Linked DNA regions of Homo sapiens: region 2 is linked to region 1. The links are chromatin contacts, found by Hi-C or POLR2A ChIA-PET in ENCODE. All regions are on one chromosome and are shown on one strand. The core of a region is the stretch at or near the end of the contact, and the rest is flanking DNA. Distances in the headings are between cores, read along the strand shown. Region 1 holds the start of ZNF136 (zinc finger protein 136). Region 2 holds the start of ZNF763 (zinc finger protein 763).

What was found. Hi-C counts contacts between places; a loop is a spot of excess contacts on that map. ChIA-PET counts read pairs that join two places held with the same protein, here RNA polymerase II (POLR2A). Pooled maps may share reads with other maps.
Region 2: a loop to region 1 is called in a map of CD8-positive, alpha-beta T cell, with 12 times the contacts of the local background. The contact joins the promoter of ZNF763 here to the promoter of ZNF136 in region 1. A Hi-C loop is called at or near these places in 2 of 168 maps with a recorded cell type or tissue (CD8-positive, alpha-beta T cell and ascending aorta), 1 of 37 single-sample maps with no recorded cell type and 12 of 50 pooled maps. POLR2A ChIA-PET finds 5 or more read pairs at or near these places in 6 of 52 experiments (GM12878, WTC11, activated B cell and 2 more).

Annotation. Positions count from the first base shown.
Region 1 is chr19:12,161,303-12,165,584 of GRCh38, forward strand. It overlaps ZNF136 (zinc finger protein 136), which reads left to right and starts at 1,794. Exons shown (of 4, transcript NM_003437.5): 1 at 1,794-1,904. The coding sequence starts at 1,902. RefSeq lists enhancers at 1,635-1,724, 1,735-1,894.
Region 2 is chr19:11,962,997-11,967,278 of GRCh38, forward strand. ZNF763 (zinc finger protein 763) reads left to right here and starts at 2,044. Exons shown (of 4, transcript NM_001367172.2): 1 at 2,044-2,215. The coding sequence starts at 2,213. It also overlaps a transcript of ZNF69 not described here. RefSeq lists enhancers at 1,172-2,125, 1,818-2,112 and a silencer at 2,264-2,463.

The DNA of each region.
Region 1 (4,282 bases), core at 544-3,043:
GAGAAGCTGCAGAGCCCTGGAAAGCAGGAACTTCACAGGCAAATGCACGTGCGGGTTTCTCTCCTTTCTGAGGTTGTACCTCTAGTTTCCCAAGGTAGTTTTCCGGAAAACTTTTTGTTTTTTGAGACGGAGTCTTGCTCTGTCACCCAGGCTGGAGTGCAGTGGCGCGATCTCGGCTCACTGGAACCTCTACCTCCCGGGTTCAAGCGATTCTTGTGCCTCAGCCTCCCCAGAAGCTGGGATTATAGGCGCCCGGCTAATTTTTGTAATTTTAGTAGAGACGGGGTTTCGCCATCTTGGCCAGGCTGGTTTTGAACTCCTGACCTCAAGTGATCCGCCCGCCTCGGCCTCTCAAAGTGTTGGGGATTACAGGCATGAACCACTGTGCCCGGCCTTGATTTTTCTATGTATAGAGTTGCTGCAGTCAGGCTGTAATTTGTATATATGAAGAAAATATGTAAAGATCATATTTAGAGACTCATTTAGGTAGCGTTCCAGAGAAATGGTTTATGAGCTAGAGAGGTTGGAATTTCAAGGGGCCTAAATTGACCACAGGTGAGAGTTTTCTGCTGGTGTAAATTATTAAGGTATTGAAGGAGGGAGCGTTCCCACATTGTGATGCTGTGACAGGAGGGCATGTTGAGCTCCCAGAGTTAAATCCTTAGGTTTCCTGCCTCATCATCAGGGTCTAATGTACTCTGTGGCTCCACTTCAGCAGTCACTGACTCTTAAGCTTGGGAATATGTTCTACCTTCTGAATTCATCTTTTCCTTTTTAAATGTTCTGAAGTGCCCTGCTTATCTGAGCTAGTTCAAATTTTCGCTTTACTTCCCTTTTGATTTCTTTACAGATTACGGAAATAGAACTTGTTTTTCCATGTATTTAATAATTTTATTCACTTGTTGGCAGTTTTTTATTTTCTTGGGTGAAAATGAGTAGATTGATTTGGGAGGCGAAAGTGGGAGGTTCACTTGAGGCTAGGAGTTCAAGACCAGCCTGGACAACAAACGAAATCCCGTCTCTACAAAAAATTAAAGAATTTGCCGGGCTTGGTGGCATGTACCTGTAGTCTCTACTACTCAGGGGACTGAAGCGGAAGGTTCGCTTGAACCCAGGAGATGGAGGCTGCAGTGAGCTATGATCATGCCATTGCACTCTAACCTGGGTGGCAGAGCTAGACCCTGTCTCAAATAAATAAATAAAGTAATAAATAAGTAAATAAAGTAATAAATAAGTAAATAAAGTAAAAAATAGAGAGAGATAAAGAGGTATGGTATGAGAAAGCCTTGGGCACGCTTCCCATATCCTCATCCCAAATTTCCGATCCCTGGGAATATCACGCCCTTTCTTCTGTTCCAGTCCTGCCTGGAACTCCCTGCGCACACCTGTGACTCCTCATGCAAGAGGTAGATGAAGAAATGACCCACTGAGTACAGGAAGTATCTCCTTTGGTAAACCCGGATTAAGTTCTGCTAAAATGCAAGTATCTCCCATCTCCCCATCCCCCGCAGACCAAGTACAGTGAAGGGGACGAGGGGAAGAAGTCCACCCTGCGTTTGAGGGCTGGGGCCAAGACCCCTCATTCCCGCTTCACTCATCTATGCTTCACATCTCCTGTCATTCACATCTGTCAAGATGCAGGGGGCAGAGCCCGAAGCTGTACCCAATCAGGGGCACCGGGGAGGAGCTCTGCGATCGGTCCAATCAGGCGCGCCGTCGGGGACGCAGCTGCAGACGTTCAACCTTCTCGCGGGATTTTCATTTCTCGCGTCTGCCGTACTTGGTTTCGCTTCGCTAGTCCCAGAGGCCCAGAGTGGCTCGCCTGGAGTCTCTGTGGCGCGGTTTCCTGTACCTGCCTTGGGATCCGGAGGGAGGAAGCTGGGACACCCGGGAGTCAGGAAATGGTGAGTGTGTCGGGCCCTGCGTCCCGAGACAGGGAGGAGGGGCTGGTTGGACGACCGGAACTGGCTGTGGCGCGGCCCGGGCCTTCCCGTGGGCGACTCTGGGTCTGCGTACCGAGTCCCTCTGGCGCAGCTCAGCCCTTGGTACCCTCGGCCTCAGGGTGGGGCTGGGCCGGCAGCCGGGACCCCGGGCGTCCTCGTCCCGCCCTGTGCCGCGATTGCGGCCCCGGCCCCGAAGACCCAAGTCTCTTCAGATTGTGCGGGGCCCACGCGAGGGTCATGGGGTGGGGGAAATCCTGACTTGTGCGTGGAAGGAGCTGTGGTGTATGAGGTTCCCAGTTCCTTTTCTCTCCACAGAGGACACCCGTTTTTCCCTGAGTTTTCTAAGTGTATGGGATGCAGGGTCCCAAATCCTCACTCTGTCCCCCAGCCTGCTGTTTCCAGGGCTTGCAGTAAATCCCCAAATTTCCTGTTCTCTTTTCGCTTTTCCAAACGCCAACCTCTCCCCTTCCATTCACGACATTAGCAACCGTTTCTCCTATATTCTACATTTCAGATATTGTGCTTTCATTGTTTATTTTTCAACAAAGCAATGGATTACTCTTTCATCAAGGTTTGTTTTCTGTTCATAGCCTTGACACTCCGCTGTAAGAAACCTTTGTGCTTGTCCTTTTGTCTCCTCTATGCACAGATACCTCATCAGAATGTCTTTGAGTTGAGGTTCCCCTTTGGAATCTTTACAGGGTGATATGCCTTCAGCGCCCCCTCCTATTTATTTTTTCCTGGTTCTGGGTTTCAAAACTGTCTGGGGCTGACTCAAGCTGCCCACAGCTGCCAAGTCTCTTGGAGGATCTAGTGAATATTGGGTCTTGGGTGAGTCTTCCTAGAGGACAGTTGAAATAGAAGGCTGGGAGAATGCCCTGGGACTAGGATAAATCTAGCATACCCTGCTTCTAAATAGCCAACCTCTGGGGGCACTCAGCTTTTCCTCCCCCAACCCCAGTTTCCATCCTTTGGAGACACACTGGTGGTCAGCCAATCAGATGCTGGTATTGAGGATTGAGAAAAGAAAATTTTTTGTGTGTTTTGAAAGAGTCTCGCTCTGTCGCCTAGGCTGGAGTGCAGTGACGTGATCTCGGCTCACTGCAACCTCCATCTTCTGGGTTCAAGCGATTCTCCTGCCTCAGCCTCCCCTGTAGTTGGGACCACAGTTTTGCGCCACCACTCCCAGATAACTTTTTTTTTTTTTTTTTTTTTTTGAGACGGAGTCTCTCTGTCGCCCAAGCTGGAGTGCAGTGGCGTGATGTCGGCTCACTGCAACCTCTGCCTCCCGGATTCAAGCGATTCTCCTGCCTCAGCCTCCCCAGTACCTGGGACTACAGGCGCATGCCACCACGCCCGGCTAATTTTTTGTGTTTTTAGTAGAGACGGAGTTTCACCTTGTTAGCCAGGATGGTCTTGATCTCCTGACCTCGCGATCCGCCTGCCTTGGCCTCCCAGAGTGCTGGGATTACAGGCGTAACTGTACCCGGCCTCAAAAAAATAATTTTCGTCTGATAAATGTGGGTCCTTTTAAATGAACGGGCACATAGAGACATTCAAGTGATACAGCAATCACCTTCTAACTCCCTGAAGCTATGAATTCATCTTTTGAAACTGCTATTGCCACAAGTAGGTATAATCAACTTACTAATGCAACACGGGACCCTGGAACCCACACCCTATAGCTTAACAGTGCATAGCCACGCGCTTATCAATGTTACTTCTGTAAATCAGTGAGAATTCCTGACAAACAACTTTGTATCAGCCCACATCCTGTCCCCCTTTTTCAGACACTTTGGGTCATATTTTGTGTTTCAGCCTCTACTTTTTAGGTCGACAAGGGAAAAGACGGAAATGATTCCTGTCCTTTGTATTCTCTCAGCCTTGTGAAGGGAGAAAAACTATCTCAGCGAGGTGGTGGAATAACCTGAAAAACAAAATGCACTTTGGGTACACAGTGTCGCGTAATGCAGTGTCTCTTGGGCGGGTGGTCACTGAGCATTTCAGTGAGCACTATGGGGGTAGAGGGATGTTCCAACTGATAGATAAGATGACCTCTGCTGACACTGGAGTCAGACGAATGTCTGTATTCCAGGTCAGCACTGCTTCTCCCTGGGATTCTTGCCTTAACAACAAGTTCAGCTTGAGTATTTCATTTAGTTGAAAGTGCATTTTATCAGTAGAGCTTCATAGAGAAGATAATGTATTTCCCAAGAGGTAGATTTCAGGGGGAAAGAGATTAGTCTTATATTCCACATTTTAAAAATTCTTATTTTCAACGGCTTGTATCTGTATTTCTCCATATTTTGGAGTAATTATCTGCATGATATGTGTAGGTG
Region 2 (4,282 bases), core at 794-3,293, 200 kb before region 1:
GATGAGGAAATATCACCACCTGTTATGTTTTACAATTAGACCATCCAAGGGGGTCAGGGTTTCCCCAGGTAGTTTGGTGAGAGAGAGAGAGAGTGTGTGTGTGTGTGTGTGTGTGTGTGTGTTTTGAGACAGTGTCTTGCTGAAGTGCAGTAGCCTGATCATAGCTCACAGCAGCCTCAAACTTTGAGGCTCAAGTGATCCTCCTGCCTCAGCCTCCTGACTAGCTGAGACTATAGGTACACACCACCTCTCCAGGCTAATTCTAAACAAAGATGTATGGAGTTGGGAGGGTCTCACTTCACTGCTCAGGGTGATCTCCAACTTCTGTCTTCAAGTGCTCCTCCCACTTTGGCCTCCCAAAATGTTGGGATTACAGGCGTGAGCCATGGTATCCGGCCTCCCAGGCTGTTGTTGAAAGGTTTTTGCAATCTCTCAGAGTTATGCAGCAGTTTATTCCCTCACAGTGATACTCTCATCCTTTGACCCCATTTTGCAGCAGTGGTTGAGCGTTCACTTTTCTTTCCATAAGGGGGTGAGCTTGCCGGTGACTCTCTTCCCCCTCCTCATCAATGACTTCTTTGTCATCAGAGCCTTCCTCTTCATAAATTCCCACGGAATCCAAGTTTTCACGTCCCAATCGGGCTTAGTTATGATAGCCACAGGCCCACACCAGCTGCCACAGCACCCCCGTCCCATGGAAACCGCCCGACTCTCTTCTCCCCAAGCGTCCTGTCCCGGGAGCCCCCATCTCTGCTCTCCCGGGCTCCGGGCCCTAGATCCGCGCTGCTGTAGAGCCCAGTTCCCAGAGTAGCTCCCTCCACCTGTCCACATCCAGCTCCAGCTCTCCACCCTCTCTCCAGGCCTGGAGTTGCTGCAGTGTCACTGATCAGGGGACCCTCAGCTGCCACCTCCACCGCGATCTGAAAGTCTTTTAAATGCACTTAAGTTATCTTAGAATTTTCCTCGCCCATTTTATACATAAACATAGGAGGAGAGCAGGGGTTTGAGGGTGTTTGTCTCATGGAACTGATCAGTCGGGTGAGAAGTAGCTGAATAACCTGCAGGGGGCAGCAGAGCCCCAGGCCAGTGACTCCACGCCGAGGCCAGTGTGGATCCTGCAAAGGAAGAGAAAGAGAGATTCCCTGGGGTCTTCCCGGGCAGCCCGCCCTCCCCTACAAGTGGCCTCCAGCCGCTCAGAGCAGCTCCAGAAGGAGTGTGGATTCCGAGAAGCTGCAGAGCCCTGGAAAGCAGAAGAGACGTGCAGACGCCTTTGTGGGGTTCTGTCCTTTCTGGTGTTGTACCTCTGGAGCCTGGGGCTGTCTTCTGGGCAGGGTTTGGGGTTTGACACGCATGGGGTCGCTGGAGGCAGAGTTGTTTGTATATATAAAGAGAATGTGTGAATATCAGGCTAGAGACAGAATTGTTTGGGGGCGACACCTGGATAAAGGGTTCATGAAGTTGACAGTTTATTTAGGTCAGAAGGTTAAATTAACCCCAGGTGAGAGTTTCCTGCTGGTGAAAATGAAGATCTGGAAGCAGGGAGCATTTTCACACTGTGAGGAGGGGATGGGGGTGTGTGAGCAAGGCTTGGCCATGCCTCATTCCCAATTCCGGCCCGCTCAAGGACATGTGCCTCTCCTGATGCAGTCGTGCCTGGCCTGGTCTCGGTTCCCCTGCTGCTCTGAGGCCAGCAGATGGCTCCTATGGACACTGAGTCTGAAATTCCCTGCACACTCCTGTGACCCCGTGCAGAACGAAGGAGCGGGGAAAATCCCTTGAGTGAGGAAGACGCTAGTGTTCTCTTATATCTGTAGCAAGTCTGGCTGAAATGCAAATATCCAATAATCAGAGTACAGGAAGCACCTCGCCCTTAGAGAAGCTGTGGCTAGAATCCGTCAAGTCAGTCTGGCTCTGCCGGGCCTGATACCCAAGGCTTCCGCTGTCACTCAGAAGTGAGGGGCGGGGCCTAGCATTCCATCCAATCAGAGGTGCCGGGGCAGGGCCCTGCCCATTGTTTATCCAGGCACAGAGTGGGTCGCATTCCTGTCCTCACCTTTGTCCTTGCGCAGCCGGTGGTTGATATCCGCTGTATCCATCCCCGAGAGGGACCTGGTACCTCTACCCAGGTTTCTATCGCTCTGTCTCCTGCGCTGTGCCCTTCTGTAGTCACAGGAGCTGTAGAGAGGACCCCAGGACATCTGAAAGCCAGGAAATGGTGCGTGTGCATAGCCGGTTGTCCCGAGACGGGGTAGAGGCTGCCTGGAACCGGCCGGAACCGGCTGCGGCGGGACCCGGGCCTCCCTGCGGGCGACTCCAGGGTCTGGGACCGAGTCCTCCTGGAGCTGCTCGGCCCTCGGTCCCCTCGGCCGCTGGATGGGGCTGGGCTGGCAGCCGGGACCCCGGGTGTCCTGTCCTGTCCCTGCGCGGTGACTGCGGCCCCGCCCCGGAGCCCTCTCTGGGCAGTTCCGCGCCCGCAGCCCCGCGTCTCCCCAGATTATGCGGAAGCCACGAGAGGGTCATGGGGGAAATCCTGACTCGTGTGTAGGGTTCGTGCGTGGGAGGAGCAGTGGTCTGTGGGGCCCCCAGTTCCCACTTTCTCCTGTTAAAAATTAAACTGAAGTACATTAACAATTAAAGAGTTCATTTGAGCAAACAGCAATTCAGTAATGAGAACCACCCAGTCCTGGCTTGTGGTTTGTCAACTGAAAAAGCCAAACAATGTAAAATAAAGTTTATTCGTAGCCAAATAGGAGAGACCTTGGCAAGGGAAACACAACCCCAAGAAGCCTATAGTGAGTGGTCCCGAGGCGGCTCAAGACAATTTGGTTTTATTCATTTCAGAGAGACAGGAATTGCAGGGAAAATCATGAATCAGTGCCTGGAAGGTGTAAGTTCCATTGGCAGAAAGGGCGGGACCTGTGGAAGGGGGGTTAGAAGGCACAGGTGGTTGAGGGATTCTGTAGGTGGCAGTTGATTGAGAGTGTGAAGTTTGTCTAAAGTTTGGAGGAGGTAGGAAGGAATGCTGAAGGAAGGGGGTCTGTTATCTGCCACTTGATTCCATCCCAGCCAAAAAACAGACCTGTTTCTCGAGATTTTATGAATTCCAAGGCATGACTTACCCTTACCTTGCGTGGCCTTAGGTCTTGTTTGTAATTTGGTATCTTCTTGCCACAAGGAGTCTGTTTTTCCAGTCAGATAATGTCTGTTTTTACATGAATGTGCGTCAGTTGCTGCATGTAAACTCCTAAAGGGAGAGGGTATAAGGAGACCTGTCTCACCTGCCATCCTGTCATACAGAGGCACTCAATTTTCAGGGTTTTTTGGGGGTTCCCTTGGCCAAGAGCCAGTCACTTCACTTAACTGGGAAGGTACTTTGTTTGTTTTTGTTTTTGTTTGAGACAGAATCTCCTTCTGTCGCCCAGGCTGGAGTGCAATGGCTGGATCTCGGCTCACAGCAGCCTTTGCCTTCTGGGTTCAAGCAATTCTCCTGCCTCAGCTTCCTGAGTAGCTGGGATTACAGACATGCACCACCATGCCTGGCTAATTTTTGTATTTTTAGTAAAGATTGGGCTTCACCATGTTGGCCAGGCTATTCTCAAACTCCTGACCTCAAGTGATCCACCTGCCTCGGCCTCCCAGTGTGCGGGGATTACAGATGTGAGCCACCTCGCCTGGCCGCAAGGTATGTTTTTAAGTTTGCAGGTTGAAGACTGGGCTTTTATAAGGTACATGAGGAGACAAATGAGATAAATGCTTGATTGGTTGCAGAGATGCAGTTGCCTTATTTGGACTTGTCACTCCGAAATAATCGAAAGGTTCAGATTTCAGCTGGAAGAGTTTATTCAAGCAGAAAGATAGCAATGGCCCAAACAGGAAAAACACAGACTCTAGAGAAAAGGACTCAGTCCTCCAAAATTGGAAGTTAAGTTCTGGCTTTATATTACCAGGAAAAGAGGTCCTCATCAGACCCCAAGAGGGTTCTTGGATCTCACACAGGAAGGAATTCAAGACAAGTCGCAATGTACAGTGTGTAGAGAGTTTATTGAAAGCTACTCTGGGCCAGCATGATGGCTTAGGCCTGTAATTCAAGCACTTTTCAAGGCCAAGGCGGGAGGATCACTTGAGGTCAAGAGTTCGAGACCACCCTGGGCAACATAGCGAAACCTCTTCTCTTCCAAAAATAACAAAAATTAACTGGGTGTGGTGGCCTGTGCCTGTAGTCGCAGGTACTTGGGAGGCTTAAGTGGGAGAATCACTTGAACCCAGGAGGCAGAAGTTGCAG